Regions from separate parts of the Homo sapiens genome. Here region 1 is linked to region 2. Evidence: chromatin loops called from intact Hi-C (ENCODE). Cell type or tissue: dorsolateral prefrontal cortex. All regions are shown on one strand. Each heading gives the region's core, and the rest is flanking DNA. Links, peaks and the distances in the headings are about the cores only.

The links. Peaks named below come from ENCODE experiments on the same cell type or tissue, not always from the same donor. Only the 100,000 strongest peaks of a DNase experiment are listed, where the experiment ranks them.
Region 1: a loop joins it to region 2, with 5 times the contacts of the local background. A loop is called at or near these places in 8 of 110 quality-filtered maps.

What each region holds. Positions count from the first base shown.
Region 1 is chr5:141,909,116-141,920,706 of GRCh38, reverse strand. No RefSeq gene overlaps it. Among named protein-coding and RNA genes, the nearest start is that of DELE1, 9.0 kb to the left of the region's middle. RefSeq lists a silencer at 6,403-6,542 and an enhancer at 6,452-6,989. In dorsolateral prefrontal cortex, for the core only: CTCF peaks have their summits at 6,239 and 6,438; DNase peaks (open chromatin) are centred at 6,316 and 6,926; H3K4me3 peaks cover 1,306 bases; H3K27ac peaks cover 1,548 bases.
Region 2 is chr5:141,695,508-141,707,098 of GRCh38, reverse strand. It overlaps LOC124901092 (a long non-coding RNA gene), which reads left to right. Exons shown (of 2, transcript XR_007058973.1): 1 at 1-2,257; 2 at 3,423-3,733. LOC124901093 (a long non-coding RNA gene) reads right to left here and starts at 1,298. Exons shown (of 3, transcript XR_007058974.1): 1 at 1,222-1,298. RefSeq lists enhancers at 4,710-4,859, 5,448-5,948. In dorsolateral prefrontal cortex, for the core only: CTCF peaks have their summits at 4,578 and 4,779 (motif pointing left); DNase peaks (open chromatin) are centred at 3,588, 3,788 and 4,778; H3K4me3 peaks cover 2,342 bases; H3K27ac peaks cover 6,130 bases.

The DNA.
Region 1 (11,591 bases), core at 2,138-10,137, 210 kb before region 2:
ATTAATCAAATATATGACAGCTTATTTAGTGCTAAAGGATATGCTAAGTATATAACAATTTTAAAACATGGATGTGGGCAGGGCGCAGTGCCTCACGCCTGTAATCCCAGCTCTTTGGGAGGCCGAGGTGGGTGGTTCACGAGGCCAGGAGTTCAAGACCAGCCTGGCCAACATGGTGAAACCCCATCTCTACTAAAAAAAATACAAAAAATTAGGCGTGGTGGTGCGCATCTGTAATCCCAGCCATTTGGGAGGCTGAGGCAGAAGAATCACTTGAACCCAGGAGGCAGAGGTTGCAGTAAGCTAAGATCGCACCATTGCACTCCAGCCTGGGCGACAGAGCAAGACTCTGTCTTGAGGAAAAATTAAAACAAAACAAAACAAAACATGGATGTGGTCCTTGCCCTCACAGAAAATAGCCTAGGAGTGCAAACAAAGTCAGTAAGCAATTAAAATACAGAGTGGTGTTTTAGTTACTTATTGCAGCATAACAAACACCCCAAAATTGAGTGGCTTAAAACAATCATTATCTCTCACAGTTCTGCAAATTGACTGGGCTCAGCTGGGCAATTCTGCTGGTCTCACTTGGGGTCTCTCATGAGGTTGTAGTCAGATGGCAGTCATATGAAGACTCAAGTAGGGCATTGGAAAGGCTGGGCCTCTTTCTCCATGTAGTCTCAGGTCCCCTCTGCGCCACATGACCTCTCCAGCTGTGTCGCTGAACTTCTTACACAGTGGCTCAGAGCTTCCAAAAGTACACAAGTGGAAGCTGGCAGGAACTGGCATAGCATCACTTCTGCACTCTGTTGGTTAAAGCAACTCACAGGGTCAGCCCAGAATCAGTGTGGGAGGGGAAAACATAAGGTCACAAATACTGGGAAGTAGACTTTGGAGACAAGCAAGTGCTGTTGTGAAGAAAGTACAGAGTGCTATGGGAACACCCAGGGAAGGCCCATAACCTAGGCATGGAAGTCAGGAAGACTTCCTGGAAGCAGTGATGCTAAATTAACCTGAATGATGAGGCCTGGAAACTAACCAGGTGAAGAAGAGGAAAAGAAACCCAGTTCAGGCAGGGGACACAGCTGACTGATACAAAGTTCCAGAAAGGCAAAGAAAGCACAGTTTAAGATCACTGTAGCTGGAGCCGGGAGGGAGGCATGGAGTCATGGCGATGGGGTGGTGATAGGCCTTTAGTCTGGAGAGGTAAATAGCGCAAGGTCATAACGCCTTGTAAGCCCGTAAAACATTTGGACTCTGTCCTGAAGGCACGAGACATCTAGGAAGGGTTTTGGCAAGGGAGTGACCAGGCCAGAGGGATCCAAGAAAGGCTATTGGCTGCTGTATTAGTGGGGGTCAAGCCCTCATTTTCACCCTGTGCCTTCTAGGCCAGTGACCTCACCTTCAGCCCTGAGAAAGCTGAGTCATCACCTCAGCACTGATACTAGTACTAGCTCCTCTTGCTTTTGCTTTTTATTAGTGGGGATTTTGTTTTTATTTATTTTTTATTTTTTGAGATGGAGTCTTGCTCTGTCGCCCAGGCTTGAGTGCAGTGGTGCAATCTTGGCTCATGGCAACCTCCGCTTCCTGGGTTCAAGCAATTCTCCTGCCTCAGCCTCCTGAGTAGTTGGGATCACACACCCAGCTAATTTTTGTGTTTTTAGTAGAGACGGAGTTTTGCCATGTTGGCCAGGCTGTTCTCGAACTCCTGACCTCAGGAGAGGAGGTCTGACCAAAGTGCTGAGATTATGGGTGTGAGCCACCACACCTGGCTGGGATTTTTCTTATAAAACTGCAAATGCCTTTATACAAATATTTTTGTTTTAATTGCTTTTTAAAGAACATATCATAGAAAACCTACCTGGTAGGGATCTGGACATGGGGTTGGTCAGGGGTCAATTTATTTTATTTTATTTTATTTTATTTTTTGAGTTGGAGTTTCGCTCTTGTTGCCCAGGCTGGAGTGCAATGGCACGATCTCGGCTCACCGCAACCTCCGCCTCCCGGGTTCTAGGGATTCTCTTGCCTCAGCCTTCCAGGTAGCTGGGATTACAGGCATGCGCCACCACACCCAGCTAATTTTTGTATTTTTAGTAGAGACGGGGTTTCACCACGTTGGTCAGGCTGGTCTCGAACTCCCGACCTTAGATGATCCGCCTGCCTCGGCCTCCCAAATTGCTGGGATTACACGTGTGAGCCACCACACCCGGCCAGGGGTCGATTTATACTTAAGTGTGACGTATATTAAGGAAGAGCCCACTGGCAGGGAGCATAGAGCAAGCCAAGCTCAGTGGATTTGACCCCTCAGATAAATAATGGTCGTTGAAAAGCTCCTACTCTAGTAAAAAGTCAAATAATACTAAAGGCTTATATCAAAAGACAGCAGACCTCTGCCACACGCTCTCTACCCTCTAATCCTACTCTCTAGAGGCAACTCTGTAAAGTGTCAGAAAGCAGCACAGGAGAGCAGGGCTTCTAGAATTGAATTGTCTAGCATCCAACACAACTGTCTCCCTTAGCAGCTGGGTTATCTTGGTCAAGTTCATTATAATATCTTTTCCCTTAGTTTCTTCATCTGTATGATGGGAATGATAATGGTATTCTTCTTATGAGATGACACAGTTAAACTGCTGGGCACACGGTCTATAAATGGTGGCTGTATTTGATGATGATGAAGAAGAATCTAACTTAAGAGCAGCTGTGAGTACACCTAGAGGTTAGCTGCACACTAAACAAATAAATGTAAGGCGTGTTTATGATTTGGCGGAAATGACAAGAACACAGTCTCAGTTGGAAAGGTCTGTCTCTTCCCTTTGTTCTAAGGCTAAACTCTGTTCTCAGTCCCATTCCCTTCCTGTCCCTTTTAGAACCTTGTCTCTATAATTATCCCGACCCTCATGCCAAAGCATACATCTTTCTCCTACCTTTTTCCTTTCCGCCTGTGAAATATACACAGGCCTTTCCAATCTTGGGGGAAAAATTCTTTACTTGATCCTCCTGCCCTTTTCAGCTACCATTCTGTTTCTTTCTCCCTACTGCCAGATTTCTTAATTAAGTAATAACACACATGCTACCTTCCATTTCTGCATGACTCCTGCACTTTTCAGCCTTGTCTCCCAGCTTCCATCCCTTTTCTTCTGACACAGGGATCACTAGGGTCATCAAAGACCACCTCATTAACCACCAGTGGACCTTTGCTCCATCAGACACCTTGAGCCAGAGCACTTGACTCAGTTGACCATCCACTCCTTAAACGTCACACGCAAAACCTCATCATCTGCTTCCATTTTTCTGCTATTGTGTAGTTTCCCCAAGCCACCCAGGAAAGGAATCTTGAATTCATTGTTGGCTCAACGCTTCCTTCTCTGCCCTCCCCAATACTAGTTTTCTGTTTTCTTTTTTTCCTCTGGTTCAGGTTTTCCCATGACCCCACACTAGTTTTGACTCTTACTTCAAATATTAGAAACTCACTGAAGCTAGCTTTTGAAAAAGTTTTATCAGGGTATGGAAGAGTGGACAGGACATTTAATGAACCCCAAGGGAAGAGACAGCTGGGACCCAGGAAAGACCAGAATTATGGACTCAGGAGGCAACAAAGTGAGCCCTTTCTCTCTGGCTTTCTGTCTGGCTTTCTCATGATTTGCCCAGATACCCCAAAGGTGTCAGACACTCCCATACCCAGTTGGTCACTGGGTCCTGTCAAAATCACCTTCTTTTGCATCAGACTCTTAAATCTGTCTCCTCTTCAGCTTCCCTGGTCTCTACATCTCTCTAGCAGTGCTTCTTCCTCCTTCTGACCGCTAGTACCAGCATTGTCCAGATGTCCATTCTTTCCCTATTGCTCTTAAACTCCCTCTGTCCTGTTGACTCTTAAATGAAAATACAGTGGTTAAGAGCTTGGGTTCTGGAGTCCTCATAATCAGGGTTTGAATCCTCCACCACTTTCTCAGTTGTGTGCACTTTGGGAAGTTATTTGAATTTTTTGAGCTTCACTTCCTCATCTATGAAATGGAGCACATGTAAAGTGCTTAGTTAGCACAGTGCCTGGCACACAGAAAGAACTCAAAACGGTGACTATCATTAGCCTTACCTTTGTCCTCTTTCCTGAGTTCCAGTTCAGTCCTCCACCACCTGCTAGATTTATCCATTAGATGTCATGCTGTGACCTCAGATCCACCTGTCAGAATTCCCCAGATGCTAGTGGAGGATGCAGCTTTCTGATAGCTGGAGGGTGGGAAGACTTGAAAAGGCAGGTGGTCCCATCGAATCCTCAAAGAAACCCCGTACCTGACCTCAGCCAGGCCTCAGCAGAGAAGGCCCTGAAGAACAGCTCCCCCAGAAGCCTCCAAACCCTGTGCTGGCTGACTCTTGGGTTCTAGGAGGGCAGGCAGAGCTGTCATTATGAGAGCAAATGGAGGATGTGAATTCAACCTTTAAAAAAAGCCCCAGGTGGTGAAGGGAGGTGTAGCAGGATCAGTGAAGTTTGGAAGCGGGTGAGAAAGGTGACAGCAACACCCTCAGGGCATTGAGCTGGGTTTAGGCTGGGGCCTCCCTCAAGCACTGGGGATTTGGCAGCATGGAAGTCAGAGATGCTCCTGTTTTTAGCTGAGCTGCTGCAGGTCCCCTTTGCCGCCCTTGTGAACATTCCTCATTAAGTGCCATGTGTGGAACAGGGTGGATGCATTCCCCGCCCCTCAGCCCTGCTCTCCCTACCTCCTCTCTGCTCTTGGGTGGTGGCAGTCCTATTGGCAGGAACCGAGGAGGGGCAGGGCCGAACTCTATCCAGCACAGAACTGGAGTCATGACGGTTGGAGGTAGGTAATCTCACAGCTGTTTTCTCCAGGCAGTGTGACCAAGTAGATCAGAGCTCTGGCTCTGAATCGGAATGTTTGTGCGCCTGTTCGAATCTCGCTTCTGCTTTTACTCTTTTTTTGACACTAGGCAAGTTGTTTAAATTCTTTATGTCTCATCTGTATAATGGGGATGATAATAGGCCTCTCTAATAGTTGTGAGTTTTAGTTAGATAATGCAGGTAAAGCACTTAGCTTAGTCCATCTATGCCACTTGGAGCCAAGGGCCCTGTCCTTGTAGGAATGACCACCCCCATTGCTGTCTTCACCCCATCTGTGTTGTCCTCTGTTCACATATCCATCTCTGCCTTTGAACTACAAGCTCCATTAAATCAGAGATTGAATTGTATGAGTCTGTGTCTCTGGTGCCCAACACAGGACCTAGCATATAGAAGAACTTAATAAATGAATGTTTACTGTTGGAAGGAACTGGTGAAACAATGTAGAAGACCCAGGATTCCCTCTGGCCTGAGTCCCACCATCCCCTCTGGGTCATTTACCACAAATAGAGAGCCTAGGCCAGTCACGTCCCGGGGACTGAGGATACAGCAGCGAATGAGATAGGCTGGGCTCCTGGCCTCATGGAGTGAATTGTCCAGGGGGTGATGGACGGGAAACATAACAAAACTGATGATACGTTTCAATTAGGAAGGTTGCTAGGAAGGAGAAGCTGGGCTGCTATGAGAGCATAGAGCAGAGGAACTATATTTTGGGCAGAAATGAATCGGGAAGAATTTCCTGGACAATGTTACAAGTAAATTGAGGCCCAAAGAAAGGGCAGGCTGGGTTGAAGCAGAAGGTGGAAAAGAGCCATCTAGGCAGAGGGAACAGCAGATGCAAAGGTCCTGAGGCAGATAGGAACTAGGTTGCTCAGTGGAAGTCAAGGTTATTGTGGCTGGAACCCAGTGATGGAAGGGGTCAGTGACCTCTCCAAGGCTGCAGAGCTAGGAGCACGGGTTGTAAGAGCCGTGTAGGCTATGATGAGAATTTGAATTTTTATCCCTGATTATAATAGCTAACATTTATTAAATTGTATGTATATGTGCACTGTGTTAAGTATTTTGCATGGTTTCTCATTTTCTTTTCACAGCCTCCCTGGGAGACTGGTACTATTATTCCCATTTTACAGATGATGAAATGCTGGCTCAGGGAGGTAAATTTCTTCAAGGTCACATAGTTGACGGTGGCAGAGTTGATTTGAACCCAGGTATCAGGATCCAACGCCTGCCCCTTTAGGCCCCGCGTGGCCCAGCTTAAGAGCTAAGTGCGGACTTGGATCCGCAGTACACGTTCCTCAAGGCCTAGGTTCCTCTTTCGCCGCCTCCCTTCCCCCGGATTGGGGAAGGCAGGTGCAGGTTTGCCCTGACCAGAGGAGCGCCCCAGCGGCAGGCTCAACTGCCTGCGGAGACGGCCCCAGAATCGCCCGGGGTCAGGCCGCACCCACGTGATGGCCCCGAGGCTGAGCTGCGGAGCACCGCCGCAGTGCAGTGGGCGCGGGCGTGTGCGCGCTCCTGCTGCTGCCGCGGCTGTGAAATCTGGAGGGAACCGACCCCAGACGGTGGCCCGGGGCCTGGGAGGGAGGGCGCCCCTCCGCGCTCGGCAGGGGGCTCTCTCTCCCCACGATCCCGGGGCCGAGCCCGCAGCTCCACTGCCTGCATCACGTTCCCTCCAGCCTTGAGGGGGAAAGCAGCGTTCATTTCTGATTAAAAATGACTATTTTTAATGGGCATCATTCTTTATTTCTTGCTGTCCTCTCCCAGGGCTAGAAAGAGGCGGAAAGCGACACTGAGAATCCATTCCAAACGAGCAGCCAAGAGGAGACGCGGCAGCTCCCAGATGTTGATGTTTTGTTTTTTGACATAAATCTTTGCACTCATATGGGAGTTTTCATTGATTCATGTTCCCATCTGCTGAATTTCCTTTTATTTATTTAATATGGCTTTGGGGGGATATCTTGCTCCGAGGCTCTGGAGGAACAATAACTGTGGCAGCCGTTGCACCCCACCCCCAAATCCCAAAAACCTTGGCTGCCGGGGGAGGGAAATTTAGTGGCATCCTGCGCTCATGCCCTCATCTTGGAGGCAAGCGCTCTAGGCATGCGTTTACGTGGCTGTTCTACTTGGGGCCTGCCCAAGGCTGTAAACCCAAGAAAGAAACAGCATAAGAGAGTCGGGGATCATTCTCTGTTCCTCATCCTTCCTGCCCACCCACAGCACCGTGTTTCCTTCATGCTAAAACACACTTACTCTCCTTTTAACAACTTGGAAATCAGGAAACATTTAACAGCGGATGTATTAAGTGTGTTAAACGTATATCCTTCTCCCCCCACTCATTCTGCACACTCCCATCCCACTAGTGATTCTTAGCAATAAAGAACTCCAGCTCTGGAGTCAGACTGCCTGGGCTTGAATCCTGACTCTGCTTTCTCTAATGAATTCTTGAGCAAGATAACTTCTCTGAGCCTGGGATTCGTCATCTGTAAAATGAGGATAATAACTATCTCTTTCTCAGATATACGTACATTTTACCGATGAGGAAACTGAGGCTGAGAGTAATTAAGAGATTTGCCCAACTAGAGCAGAGCTAGGAAACACCTCCTAGGTCTTTCTGATCCTCACCCTATCCCACCACCTCTCCTATGCCCACAGCCCCCTATGTATCTCACATCCAGTCCACCCTTCTCTGCATGTACTACATGGGACTGTCCTTGCAGGACAGGATATGGCTGGACATCTAAGACTCTATAAGTTGGTTCTAAGCTTACCCTGTGGGTGCACATACCCTTAACCCTTCAACTGTGCATGCCCTTTTACTGGAATTTCCATGCATGGTAAGCAGTCAGGATGCCTTTGCATGTGCTTAGTATCTTATGGGAGGTAAGCCCTCAAAATATGTTTATTCAAGAAAATTTGAGGCTGGGCGTGGTGGCTCACACCCGTAATCCCAGCGCTTTGGGAGGTTGAGGTGGGCGGATCACTTGAGCTCAGGAGTTTGAGGCCAGCCTGGCCAACATGGTAAAACCCCACCTCTACTAAAAATAAAAAAAAATTAGCCCAGTGTGGTGGTGCACACCTGTAATCCCAGCTACTTGGGAGGCTGAGGCAGGAGAATTGCTTGAACCTGGGAGATGGAGGTTCCAGTGCACCAACATTGTGCCACTGCATTGCAGCCTGGGTGACAGAGTGAGACACCATCTCAAAAAAAAAAAAAAAAAAAGAGAGAGAGAGAGGAAAAAAAAAATTTGATGGTGTAGAAGGGCATTTCTGCTCACGTTGCCCAAAACCACCTAGAAAGAAATTATTGCCTTCTTGAACTAAAGCCTACTCATTGGTTCCATGATTTTATCATTGAGGTTGCCGTGAGATAGAAAAGAAGGGGAAATTATTAATCAAAGTAAGCGGGAAAGAAATAACTCCAGAAATAATGGGAAGTGGGTGAGTAATACATTGTAGCAAAATGGCTAATTATCCACCAACATCCATTCTCTCCTTCTTCCATGGTATTAGAATTCAGCTGGGATGTGGCTGTCCAGTCAGGGTCTACATTTTCTAGCCTTTCACGAAGATAAGAGTAAGTTTAAAAAAAAAACAACTCGAAAGAATATGTACAGTATGATCCCATTCACTTATATTTCAAAAATAGGCAAGACTAAATTATATTATTTAGAAATGCATATATGGGTAATAAAACTATAAAGAAAGAAAGGGAATGTTCTTACAGATACATATGTAATAGATATACATTAATATATTATAGATTCATATACATGTTTTAGACATCTTCTGTATATATGTTATATTTCACAATTACCTTTTTAAGATGTTACTTACCTGGCTAGGCGTGGTGGCTCACACCTGTAATCCCAGCAGTTTGGGTGGCCAAGGAGGGTGGATCATCTGAGGTCAGGAGTTCGAGACCAGCCTGGCCAATATGGCGAAACCCCGTCTCAACTAAAAACACAAAAATTTGCCGTGGGTGGTGGCACACGTCTATAATCCCAGCTACCTGGGAGGCTGCGGCAGGAGAATAGCTTGAACCCGGGAGGCGGAGGTTGCAGTGAGCCAAGATCCACCGTTGCACTCCCTGCTGGGCGACAAAAGTGAAACTCTGTCTCAAAAAAAAAGAAAAGAAAAAAGAAAATGTTACTTACCTTATAGGGTTGTGTGGGAACTGAATGAGGTGATGCATTTTTGAGGCTCTAAGCTTAACTGCCTGGTGCATTGTAGGTACTCAATGGAAACAACTTTTTTCATTTATTATTTTTTATTTTTTGAATTATTTAATTATTTTACAGATGGAGGTCTCAGTTAGTTGCCCAGGCTGGAGTGCAGTGGCATGATGATAGCTTACTGCAGACTCGAACTCCAGGGCGCAAGAGATTCTCCCTCCTCAGCCTTTGCAGTAGCTGGGACTATAGGCACATGCCTCTGCCCCTGGCTGGCAGTAACTGTTCATGTTGAGGGAAGGATTTGAGGCCTTGAAGAAGGCCACATAATTAGCCAATGATAAGATTTTAAAAAGGTCCTACTTTTTTCTATGAAAGACATTGACTTCAAATATATATATACATATATATATACACACATATATATACATATATACACATACACACACACACACACACACACACACACACACACACACACACATATATATGGTTTTTTTGAGGAGTCTTGCTCTTTCGCCCAGGCTGGAGTGCAGTGGTGTGATCTCGGCTCACTGCAACCTCTGCCTCCCGGGTTCAAACGATTATCCTCCCTCAGCTTCCTGAGCAGCTGGGATTACAGGCATGTGCCACCACACCCAGCTAATTTTTTTTTTTCACTTTTAGTGGAGACGGATTTCACCATGTTGGCCAGGCTGGTCTCGAACTCCTGACCTCAGATGATCCACTCGCCTCAGCCTTCCAAAGTGCTGGGATTTTAGGCGTGAGCCACTGTGCCTGGCTGACTTCCTATATTTGTGTATATAAGTGTGTGTGTATAGGGGTGGTGATTATTGATTGATTTAGGGTTAATTGATGGTCACAAACTTAGTGAAGACTTGAAGAATTTCACCCTTCCCTTCAGAGAAGACACAGAGGAGAAAAGGAAAATTGCTTGACTAGAGGAAGCCTGCCCCTGGATGAGAAGAGGTAAGAGCAGTGAGGATACAATTATATTTGTGCTGGCTCCATATGAGAGGCCCAGGCAGGAGGCTCCATCCCCTGGATGTCCCACCTACATCCTCTTGGGTGCATCATGCTTCCTGCAGTGTTGATGAGGCCTCAGAAGTCAGCACAGGCGACAGTGGGATGGCCCAGACCCAGCTCAGGGATGCTGAGGGAAGCTATTCTGCTGACTGTGTGCCCTAAGGCACCGTGAAAGCAGCCAAGAGTGAGAGCAGTCACCAAGCCAAAAGGCACTGGGATCAGCCAGGGAGACCAGGAAAACCTGGCCAGAGTCTTCCAGCCAGGCCAGGCCAACAGAGCTGTGCACCTCTGGATGCCATGCCCCAGGGTCTCAAGCTTGCTCAGTCTTGGCCATGAGCTCCTAGAGGTGCCTCCCCAAGGGGAGCCCAGTCAGGCCTCCTTTCCCTACCATAGTTTCCTGGTTTCCACACTGTGGGCTGATACATTTTGTTGTGCAATGGAAGCCATGGGGATAAGGGGGGTTAAACGCTGGTCCCACTACTTACACTGTGGATTCTTGGGCTAGAGGCTCCTTAAGATTTTTCCCTTCTACTCTGATCCCTTCTAGTTAATCCAGTTCGGTCATTCAGTTCACTGTATATCAGGCCGGGCGTGGTGGCTCATGCCTGTAATCCCAGCACTTTGGGAGGCCGAGGCTGGTGCATCACCTAAGGTCAGGAGTTCAAGACCAGCCTGGCCAACATGGTGAAATCCCACCTCTACCAAAAAATATAAGAAATTAGCCAGGCGTGGTGAAGCGCGCCTGTAATCCCAGCTGCTCTGGAGGCTGAGTTAGGAGAATCGCTTAAACCTGGAGGTGAGGTTGTAGTGAGCCGAGATCACACCACTGCACTCCAGCCTGGGTGACAGAGCGAGATTCTGTCTCAAAAAAAAAAAAAAAAAAATTCACCCTGTATCTACTGGGCATGTGTAATGTCAAGGTGCTTTTTCTTTTCTTTTCTTTATTTTATTTTTTTTTTTGAGACAGAGTCTCGCTCTCATCCAGGCTGGAGTGCAGTGGCACAATCCCAGCTCACTGCAGCCTCAACCTCCCAGACTCAATCTATCCTCCTGCATCAGCCTCCCAGGTAGCGGAGACTACAGGCACATGCGCCACCACACCCAGCTAATTTTTTATTTTTTTGTAGAGATGGGTTTTTGACATGTTGCCCAGACCTCAGCCTCCCAAAGTGCTGAGATTACAGGCATGAGCCACCATGCCCAGCCTCAAGGCGCTTTTTCCAAATGCTAGCATCATGATGATGAAGAAGGAAGATATGGGCCCTGCCCTCATGGAGTTTACAGTCTATGGGAAAAGAGGTGCAGGATAAGCCATACAATTATGATGTATGTTACAAAAAGTAAAGGAGAATGGAAGAGAATCAATTCGAAGCTTAACATTGTTTAGCAATGTTTCTCAAAATATGGTCCCTGGACCACTTGCATCAGGGGTATCTGAGGTACTTGTTGAAAATTCAGGTCCTGGGCATCATGCCAGATATGCTGAATCCAAAGCTCTGAATGTGGAGCCTAAGGAACTTGCTTTTTAAAAAAATGTAGGTAAAATCTACGTA
Region 2 (11,591 bases), core at 1,156-9,155:
TACCTATCACTATCTCACACAGTACCTGGAATATAGAAGAAATGAAATAAATATTTGTAAAAAAATAAATAGCCATGTCTGCAAGTTGGCCTCTAAGATCCTTTTTCGCTCTGTGGGGCTCCTTTAGTTCCCTCCAGTTTCCCAAGTTCTTCCTGTTGACCCCTCCAGGGCTCTGGTGACAGAATAGTACAAGTCTGTCCCTGCCACGTGTAAGCCAAGGATCACAGACTCTCTGACCATGGGCAGTGTCGTCAGTGGTTACAGTTTTAGAGACAAACTACCTGGGTTCAAATCTCGGTTCTACCACAGATGACCTTAACATCTGTGAGCCTCTCATCTGCAAAACAAGGATGACAGTACCTACCTCAGGGCTTCTGCAAAGTATTTATTGAATGCTTGTCTCCCTACTTGACCCTGAACTCTCAGAGGGCAGGAACCAAGTCTACAAGTTCACATGACTCCTTGGCACTTAGTAGGTGCCTGATGAACATTAGAGAGTGTATTTCCATATTTCCCATTCTACTCAGCACCAAGTATGGGCATGAGCAAAACTGGCTGGATGACACAGCAGAGGCAGATCCCCACTGGCCATGCTCTGATGGTTTCTGCCCATTCTCCTGGATTGAATTACCAGTTGAGAATTACCACTGTTTTCTCATTTGGTAGGTGGAGATAGGAAAAGGAAGTCTGTGGTGGTGACCATCATTCATCCTGTGCCCAGGGTTCTCTGCCTACCCCCAGATCCCCAAGCTACCCCACGGCTTCTCTGCTTGTGAACCTCTGACCAAACCCCAACCTTTGCTCTGGTTCCCCCTCTGTCACTCCAGAATCCAGCTGAGTACCCCCTCCCACCTCCACATGGCCTCTGACAGCTTAGGTCACATTGTTCTTTCCCCTTCCTGACCACCCACTGCATATATCGACTAAATCGTGCTTCCTGGCATTTGCTTCCACCCAGGCTGGCATTTGATTAGATTCTGCTGCAGGTTCTCATTTTACCTCTCTGTCAGATCTCCCCGAGTTGACTTTAATAGTAATAATAGTAATAATTTTGCTTTACATCTGGGAACCCACCGGGCACTCATACAAAGGGATCCCATTTCTTTTACCTCTCTCTGTCTCTATAACCATCCCAGAAAGTAGGCAGGGCAGAGGTCATCTTCTACATTCCACAGATAAGGCAACCAAGGCTCAGAGATGCTCACATCAATAACTCCTCACCTCAGCCTGTTCCCCTTTCACCATCTCAATAATTGGCACCACTGTCCACCAAGATGTCTAAGCCAAAAACTTGGGCATCTCTATCATTCTTCACCTCCTCCTTTCTTTTACAGCCCCTACCCTGCAGATGAAACCGAAATTTCTCTCCAGACCACTCACTCCTCTCCAGTTCTACCACCTTGGCCCATATGTGATGACATCATCCCTGCTCTGGAAGATTGCAAAGGTCTCCCTCCCAGCCTCTGCTATTGCCCCACCCTACCCCATTCATTCTGTACATTGCATCACAGTGGTCTTTTTCTGATGCATACACATTCATTCACTGAACTAATAGTTTTTGAGAGCCTATTCTGTGCCAGGCACTGTTCAAGATGCTGGGGGTACAGCAATGAATAAAACTATTGCCCTCGTGGGGCTTATATTCCAGTGGGGAGGTGAGGGGTCAATAATAAGTAGTCAAGTAAATGTATAGTATTAGACAGTGATCATTGCTATGGAAAGAAAGAAAGCAGAGGAGGGAGTCAGGGAGTATATCCTGTGGCAGGATATAGGCTTGCTATTATATAAGGTAGGGAGAAAAGCCCTCATTGAGCAGACATCTGAAAGAAGTGAGGGAGTGAGGCTTGCTGATACCTGGAGTTATTCCAGGCAGATGGAACAGCAAGTGTAAAATCCTGAGGTGGGATGGCACTTGGCAAGTTCATGTTTGAGAAAGTGCACAGAGACCAGTAAGGCTGGAGGAGTATGAGAAGAGGGAGAGATCTGGCAGAAGGCCACACCTTGCAGGGTCTATAGGCCATTATAAAGACTTTGGCTTTGACCCTGAGTGAGATGCTGCACCAGTGGAGGGGTTGAGCAGAGGCATGACACAATAATTTTAATTGGCTTACATTTTAACAGGACCTCTCCACCCACTGTGTGAAGAACAAACAGTAAGGGCACAAGGGTAGAAGTGGGAAGACTAGTTAGGAAGCCATTGCAGTAACACAGGGAAGAGATGATAATAGCTCGGACCAGGGTAGAGTCTATGGAAGTGGTAAGAAGTGGTTTGATGCTGAATGAGTTATGAAGGTAGAGCTGACAATGTTTTCTGATGAACTGCATGTGGGGTGTGAAAGAAAGGCGTCAGGAAGGATGCCAGGGATGACTGCAAATATGATTTTGTCACTCCATCAATTCCCCATTGTTCTTAGGTTTGTACAAACCCCTTACCATGGATTATAAGGTCCTTCATGATCTGAGCCTCCTCCTCACCTCTCACCCTCCCCACACCATGGCTTCATCTTCAGCAACAGTGAAGAATAATACTATTTAACAGTTACTGAATGTTAACCTCATGCCAGGTCTGGGCTAAGCATTTTACAAATGCCATCTCATCCATTCTCCACAACAATCCAATGAAATGGATATTATTATTAACCCTTATTATTAATAGACTCATTTTACAAAAGAGAAAACTGAGGCACAGAGAGATGAAATAATTTGACCAAGGTCACACAGCTAGCACATAGCAGACCCAGAATTTGAAGCCAGGCATTTGATTCCAAAGCTGTTTCTTTAACCATTATGGGAGATGGAAATTTCAGTTCTCCAATCACTCATGACTTCACTCTCTTAATCCCTGTGCCCTCCCAACAGGCAATTCCCTGGGCTTAGAATATTTTTCCTCCCATCCCTCACACATTCCTAACCCTCGATCTTTGTCTGGTTAAATTACCCTCCTCTGGGAAGCCAAGTCGGGTGAAATACCCCTCGTCTGTGCTCCCACAGTTGCCTGGGCTTGTTCTGTTACGGCTCTGCCCACCCTGTGGCCAGGCTGTTTATGGACCTAGGTCTCCCTTACTAGACATGAGCTCTCTGTGCAGAGACCAGATTTACCTGTCTCATAGCTGTATCCACGAAGTGAAGAACAGTGGCTGGTATGCCAGCAGTCAGTAATTATCAGTTGACTGATCAATGGGACTGAGCCTAAACGTAGACATTCTACCTGTAAGAGGGATGCACTTTTAAATCCACCCTCTAATAATCTCCTAGGTCTGTGCTCCACACCGCTCTGCTTTCCCATAGCCCCTACACTACTACTTACATAGTAGATAATAACAGCTAGCATTCCCTGAGTGCTTACTGTGTGCCATGCACTCTCTCATTTAATCCCACCAACACATAATGAGATAAATATGATTACAATCTCCATTTTACAGATGAGGAAACTGAGGCTGTCTGAGGTTCAGCGAATCCCCCAGGGTCACAATGTGGTACTGGGATGCTGAACAAATAATTGCTGAATTGAACTGATAGCACTGGCATTACCCTGTGCCTGCTTTCTCCGTGTCCACCGATCTCAGCACAAAGCCTGGCGCAGAGTGGGTGTGCACTCACCAAGCGAGCAAAACCCAGTCCAGCCTGCGGCGGGAAAAGAGGCCTCCTCGCTCCTCTCCCCGCTCCCCCAGAGCTCCCTCTCCCCATTCATCTCCCCTTCACACCCTTAATAAAAGCCCTGAGATTGACCGATTGAAGGGTGTGATTTCCATGGGAGAGCAGCAGCATTTACATGGGAACATTCAAACAGGAACAGAATTCTTCCGCGAGGGCATGGGCTTCAGAAGATAGCTGTGGATAGAGAATTGCCGGGGGAGCGGGTGCCTACGGATGGGGAGCGATCCTTTATTTATTTATTTCCCTCCAGGAGCCTTCACCTTTCATTAAAACACCCTCCGGATGTAGGTGCAATCAAACATTCATTAGACAAGCAAGTTACATTTTTAAAAAACTAACAACGCCCAAACACACACACACACACACACACACACACACACACACACACACACACTCACGCAGCAATAATCAATCTGCGAAATGAAACCGGTCTTTCGGGCGAGAAAAGCAGCCTGTGTTTGTCTGTACCGCGCTCCCCAAGCCCTGCGTCCTCCAGGCGAACAGCCGGCAATGCCCCGAAGCCCGCTCCCCACCCCCAGCCAGCCGGCCGTGACACGAGGGGTCCTTCCACGCAGGCCCTCCCACTCCTTTCCTCGGCAGGGTTTCCCCACGGGTCTGAAGCGCACAGAGAGTTCTCGCATCTGTTCGCAAACCCTGACTCGAGGCTCAGAGCTCAGCACTGGGGGTCATCTGCCCAGGGCAGCGGGCATTTCCCTAAAGCCCTGTGGTTGGGGGAACGGGGATACCGGGCGGTTGACCGGCGAAGCTGGCAGTCCTCTGCCCCTCAATCAGGACCAGCTTCCTGGAGGAGGGGACAGCGGCGAAGCCGGGAATGGGGGCAAGGAAGTGGCTTGACAGATGGGGAGTGGGAGGCTCTTTCCAGCATATGGGGCCGCGTGGGCGGAAGGAGTCTGGGCCTGGCGGTGGGGAAGGGTGGGCACGGGGCTGCGGAGACGGTCCCCGGAGCGGGGACGCGGGCGGAGTGAGGGTGGGCGTGTGAACGGGACGGAGAGGGGAGGAGATAAGCCCCCCAAAGGTGGGGGCGGGGAGTGGGGGCGGCCTTGGATGCGCTCACCCGGGAGCCTGCGGAAGGCGCAGCACGCCGAGCGCCTTGCACAAGGGCGCCCCCTGATGGCATCTCAAGCGGCAGACACGGTTTCCATTTTCTTTTGACATCAATGTAACAAAATCCTCAATTGAGCGCTTCCTAGAAGCCTGGCGCTGGGCTGAGATCTCCTTTGGAAGCCACTACCGTGCCCATTTTACAGCTAAGAGAACGGAACCTCAGCGAGGTCATACAGCAAGAGCCAGGATTCCAATCCATGCATTCATTTACTCAACAGTTCTTAAGAAGTCCCTCTTGTAGGCTGGGGGCTGGAGGTACTGCAGTACACAGATGAACAGGTCCCTGGCCTCGCGGGGCTTATAGTCTAGGTGAGGAAACAGCATACAAGTAAACAAATAAATGAGCAAAATAATTTCAGTGCTGCGGAGGAAATAAACCAGGGTGTGGAGCTAGGCAGCAACTGTGCTCTCTCGGTTTCCCCCAGCCTGCCTCCCCCTCGCTGCTCCCTGGGGGACTGAGATTTGTCAGCCTTGGCTTCAAGGCAGGCAGCAAAGGAAGGTAGCTCTGGGGGTGGAACGAAGTGGGGGAGTGCAGATTCCCAAGGCCAAAAGCCGCTGTCATCTGGGTCCCGGCCACCCCCTCACATGTACTCCGACTAGCACCTGCAGCCCTAGACGTTCCCACTATGGCCAAGCATCTGAATTATTTCCTCATCTCAACCCGATGAGTTTTTAATCTGTCTTTATACAGCAGCCTGGCTGCCTGTGCTGGGATTATTACTGAGTTCTCTGCACATCGATCCCGCCTCCCCTGGCCGCTCTGACCAAGTGAGGCTCTGAGATGGCGGCGGGAGGGGTCTTGGCTCTGGAAAGATTTAGGGGAGTGCCAGTGCTTGCTGTGGGCTGGGGCCTGCAGCACTCAGGTGTCAGATGCCCAGGATTTCAGGGGCACTGCCCTCAAGGCTGGGCTGAGCCAGGGTGGAGGGGTATGGGTATGAAGAGGCAAAGTTTACAATTTGAGCTCAGGAGATGGGGCTGTTTCAGCAATACCAGGCTATTGTTTATTGGGGCAGCTTTGCAACTCGAAGGAGAAAGATGAAAGGAGGGAGGAGAGGCTAAGATTACCTGGGACAAGGGCAGAAGGTAGGGAGAAATGGCTTCTAGTCCCAGTTTTGCCACTTACTAGCATGTAAGTGCCCTTGCAAGCTTGTAAGTGCCCTCAAATGACTCATCTGTAAAATGGGAGTGATTGCAGTGTGTGTTCCATGAGGTAGTATGCACACAGAGCCTTCATACACTAAACACTCAATATGTCAACTATTATTAGCAGCATCATTATCTGTAAAATGGGAGTAGGAATCCTGGTTCTGCTTCCTGGAGATATCTCTCATGAAACTCAAATGGACACAGGCACCAGGCCCATGTGAGGGGCTATTGTTATTGATCCGCAATAAGGTCAACAACACCAATAATGGCATGAACAGGCATGAGGCAGGCACACATATTCTGTCGCTCCCACATTCAATCAGTGACAGACACACTCAGTCTCAGCCTTTCAGACGTGCAGCCTAGATACACCCTCTCCTGCCTTCGGATCAGCCTGATAGTGGGGAATGTGGGACAGAGGCTGCCACATGCGACTTTTCATTTGCCATGGTGCCAATGAATATTTGAGAGTGGCCTTTCAAGCATGCAAATCCGACCATCACACATGGCCCTGGACAAGCTCCAAACACCCTAGCATGGCCTGGGGCTGTCTTTTGCTCCTGCCTTGTCTTTCATCTCCTGCCCATCTTTCATCTCTTGCCTCTTGCACTCTGAGCTCTCTATGCTCCTGCGACATACTTGGCCTCTCTTGCCTCTGCCCTTGTATGTGTAATTCCTTTTTCCTGGGACTCTTTTCCCTTCTAATAGCTACCTCTTTGAGGACAGGGACTCTGTCGATTGGTTGGTCGATAGTAAATGATCTATAAATATTTGTAGAATTGACACCACCCCAGCTGACGTCCAGTGGCCTCATCTCAAACCTCACTTCTTAGGAAAGGCTTTCCCTGCTGCTAGGGCTAGGTAGAGCCTCTTGTTTTTCCTTCTAAAGCCTCCTGTACTTCCCCTGTGAAATTCACATGTTTGTATCTATCTCCTAAACTCAATTTCACAAGGGCAGGGAAGCTCCTTCTTGTTTACCGCTCTATCTTCAGTGTTCAACGTATACTAGGTGCTCAAGAAAGGTTTTGAATGAGGAAATAAATGGATGGATGGCACTGGAACTCCATGTCTCCTGTTTTAGTCCCTCCCACTGACCCTCTACCCCCATCTTCAAAGGAATGACTTTCGATGTCCTAGGACCAGTTCTTTGCTCCCCCTCTCACTTCTCTCCATCTCCTTCCTTCTTAGCCATCCACTCACAGGCCACATCTGGGCCCTTTCATCCTTGGTTGTCCCTCCCTGGTGAAGAGTAGCCCCACCACTGCCCCTGAGCCGCACTCCTGAGGGCAGGCCCTGGGTCCACCTCCTTTCCACCCTCCAAAGAGCATAGTTCTGGGTCTCCAAAAACAAGGAGGCTGGGCACCCTTCTCCCCTCATCAGCCAGCTGGGTCTAGCAAATGCCAAGTCATTGCCTGCTGGTGACTGTCTCCAGCTCCTCCAGCTGGAGGAGCTGCCAGGAGCAAACCCAGAAGAGCCACCCTTGGCAGCAGCCCAAGCACTTCACACCTGAAGCCAAGGAGTTCCTGCCCCTCTTCCTGCAGACTCCCACCTCTGCAAAGATGGTTGGAGGTCCTAAAACTGGGGATCAGGCCAGGGTGGAACCCCAAGGCTGTCCCATCTCAGCACCACCTCCCCACCCCACCCGCTACTGCCAAGGTCCCCTGGATACATGCTGGCAACCCAGCCTCAGTTTCTCCACAGGGTCCTTTCTGCTAAAGCTGCCAAGGGAACATTTGCAGGACTGCTCCACAGCTTCAGTGCCCATGAATGCTGACTAATAATTAAGCCCCTACAAACTGCCTGTAGATAACCATAATTCCTTTTATTTATGCAGCCCTGAGCACATTTCAAAGCATTTTCATATATATTATCTCATATGATCTCCCACAATAATCCTATTGGGTAATTACTGGCGGAAGGAATTAATGTCCTTATTTCGAAGAGGACAAAACCAAGACTCAGAGAGGAAGGAATCTTCTCTGAGGTCACACAGCCTGTGGGGGGCAGAACTGGGCCGACCATGCAAGTTCCTGAAAGTCCAGGGTTCTTAATTGTCCACTTGCCCTGGATCTTGAAGCTGAAACCCAGAGTAGCCTACACAGTGTAAACCCTTCCAGCTCTTATGCCATTCCAGTCTCTTAACAACAACAGCAAATAATTGAGTATCCATATATGTACACAACTTGAATTATCTCACTTAACTCCCAACACAACCTTATGATATTGGCCATATTATTAGCCCCCACGTCACATATGAGATGGCCAAAGCTCAGAGAAGTTAAGTAACTTGCTTTGAGTCATACAGGCTATTCAGACTCTGGATACAATCTTAGTCTGCTTGAATAATCTGAGACTTTAACTCCTACCCATAGGTTCTGTGGCTTAACTGATGCCCCTACTCACACCAAGCCTCCAGAACCTCTTCCTTGGAGTCTAGGATCATGGGGATCTCTCTTTTCTGTGGCTGTCTGCATTCCCAGGTCACTCATTTATTCACCCATTGGTTTGTTAAACATTCATGAGGCCTTCCCTGTGGCTGGCACTAGGCATACCATGGTGGACAGTGGCACCATGTCCTGCTCTGGAGTAGATAGCCCAGGCTGGGGAAATCTGGGAAGGCTTCCTGGAAGGGTACCCAAGATGAATCTTGAAGGATGAATAGGAAGAAGGCGGAAGAGAAGGAAGAGGGAAGAATGTTCCAAGCAGGAGAAGCCAGAGGCAAGAGAGAGTGGGGACTGCTCAGGAACCCTGTAAATGAGGCAGTTTGGCTGGGACAGCAACAGGGAGGAGAGAGGTGAGGCTTGTATAGTGTTGGCGGGTGGGAGGATGTGGCAGGGAGTGACCTGGTCATGTCTGTGTAAGGATGCTGTGGAGACTGGGGGAAGGGGAGGGTACTGGGATGCTGTCTTTTCCAGAGCAGGATCCTTCTAGTCACCTCTGGTGTTAGACCCTTGGAGCCAGCCCGGCAGGCTGTGAGGATGTGGGGAGGGCAGCCTTCCAGAGCACCCTTGGCTGAGCTCGCAGGGGCCTCCAGAGTCCTGGGGCAGGGATTGTGGATGGGATGAGGTGTAACAGCCAAAGTTTCCTCCCTACAGTCACCAGTGAGGTACCCATGTCAGAACAGATAAAAGGAAGGGCTTTCTAGACAGTGGGAACAGCATCTGCAAAGGTGCTGAGGTGAAAGAGAGCAAGACCATCTGGGAGCTAGCATAGTTTATACAGCCGAAGCCAGGGTGTGGGCTAGATGGAGTTGTTCCGGTGCAGTAGGACTGAACTCAGGCCTTCATGGGTAAGAGTCTAGGGGTTCTGCTGCTGATACCCTTAGGTTCAAAGCCCAGCTCCTGCGAGCTACACATCTGTGGGAAAATTACTTAGGCTCTCTGATTCTCAGTTTTCACATCTGTAAAATAGGGTTGTTGTGAGGATTAAGCAAAACAATGTGCAAAGTACTTAGCACATAATAAATACTCAATGAGCACAATCTATGTTATTGTCACTATCACTAATGTTGTCATTACTAACAGCCTCACAGTGGGAAATCTAAGGTGGAGCACAACTTCATAAGGGAAGAATCTCATTTTAAAAAGTAAAAACAAGTTGCAACGTGTGCTTATCTGCAATCTCCACGTTCACCGATATGTGTGAAATTTCATCTGCAACTGTTTTCTCAGAGTGTCATCCCATCCCAAATCAAATGACGGATGTTGGATGTCGCAGGAATGATAGGGATATTACAGCGACCGACAGCGGGCTGGAGGCAGGGATCGTATGCAGGGGAGTGGAAGGGGCCTCTGTCAGTCTCTGGAGGGGTGAAAATGCCCATGTTTCTAAACCAGGATGGTGGGGACACTTTGGGGAGGGGAAACGGCTCTATCTGCCCCAGTTAAGATGAGAGAAAATCAGCTGGGTTTTGCTAGAGTGAATGCTCTGAGCAGAGTCTGGGATACAGCCCATGCCTCCACAAGTTTTACCATCTTCAAGGTTTGTTAATTGATCTCTTAGAATCTGAATGGTTTAAGCTTTGAAATTAAGATTTGCAGGTGTTAACCATGAGACGTAGTTCCAACATGGTCAGACAGGTGAACAAGGGTCAGAAAGGCTGTGCCCTGGGGTCCTACCAACCAGGTTCAAATGCCACCTCTATCTACATAGCATAGGCATTAGACAAGCTGTTTCTCTGGGTTTTGGTTTCCTTCCCTATACAACTGGACTGATCATTAGACCCAGCTCAAGAGTTGTCTTAAGATTCAGTGAAATAATGCACAGAGAGCACTTGACACAGTGCCCGGCACGTGATCAGGGCTCAAAAACTAGTAGTTGTCAGCACTGATACGACGTTCTCCTCCTTCTGGAAAGTTTGACCTATCACACAGCCCCAGGTGGGCTGCTCATGGGCTGGGCTGAGAGGCAGAGGTGTTCTGCCTGGGGATGACAGATGTCCCAACCAGACTACTTTCCCCTTAGGCAATGACAGGTGGGTGTCCGGTCACGGAAGTATCACTGTGCCTGGGATGGTACATTGACTCCTTCCTATAACTGGGGAACAAGTTAGGCCTTGGCCTCAGCTGTGAGAACAAGGAAGGAGGCCAACTTAGCTAACAGACTGGCTGGACAAGAACTTGAACCCAGGTGCTCTACATTGCCCTGGAGCCACACAGTGAGGTGCAGAGCCTGGGGCAGGGTGAGGTCTGCATGGGAGGTGCTGGTGATATGGTCTTGGTGAAGGCAGGGAGAAAGCCCTTTGAAATTCAGGAATACGAAATTTTAAAAACTGCACACAACAAAGAAATTGTTTTTTGCAGCTGTTTTGGCATTTGGGGAGTAATTTACCAACTTCAAGTTCGACTTAATGAAGTTGGGGGTAGGCAGCTTCCATGGGAGCTCTGCTTCCTAGCAATCTTCAGCCGCCCAGCCAGCAAAGAGGGCTGAGCGCATGGTTGCTGGGGAGCATTAACAGTAACACGTTGTGTATTTGTCATCAGAATGGAGCCCCCGGGCACAAGGGTAGTGCCCATGGCTGCTCAATGCTGTATTTGTCATGTGGCCACTGACACAATCAATTGACCCCCTTACACACCGGTGTTTTTTAGCCATTGTATAAATATTTCACCCCTCCCCAGCTGACACATAATCTCTTCTTTGCTGCCTCTGACAAATGAACATTTCTCTGTAGACTCTTAAATGAGTATGTGTCACAGCTATGTCACTGATTAATTTTTTTTACCACTATGAACAACGATGCATAGAAATGCAACTTATATTCATTTCCCGGCTTGAGCCCAGCTGTCTAAAAAATTCCACCAGCAGTTACGACTGACAGACAGCTATCCCAGCGCTTGGGCGTGCTGACATGTGGTTGTGTGAGTGCCAGCTTGTTAATTACCGGCTCTCTCTTCCGGCCTGGCTGCCGAGTAACCAGCCACAAGGACCTTAATCACTGCTGGGGCCTGGAAGGGCCTGCTTCAGAAGGCTCCAGGGGCCAAATCTCAATCAGGCCTAACCACACACAGTTTTTTCCTTCAAGCATTGGCCACCTTTTCTCCTGGGCCCTGGTTTGGGAATGTGCCTGTAGTCACCTCAGTAACACTCACTGCACCCTTAAACCCTTCACCCACCAATCTGTGAGGACAGGGACTCAGTCTTGTTTGCTTGGCACAGGGTGA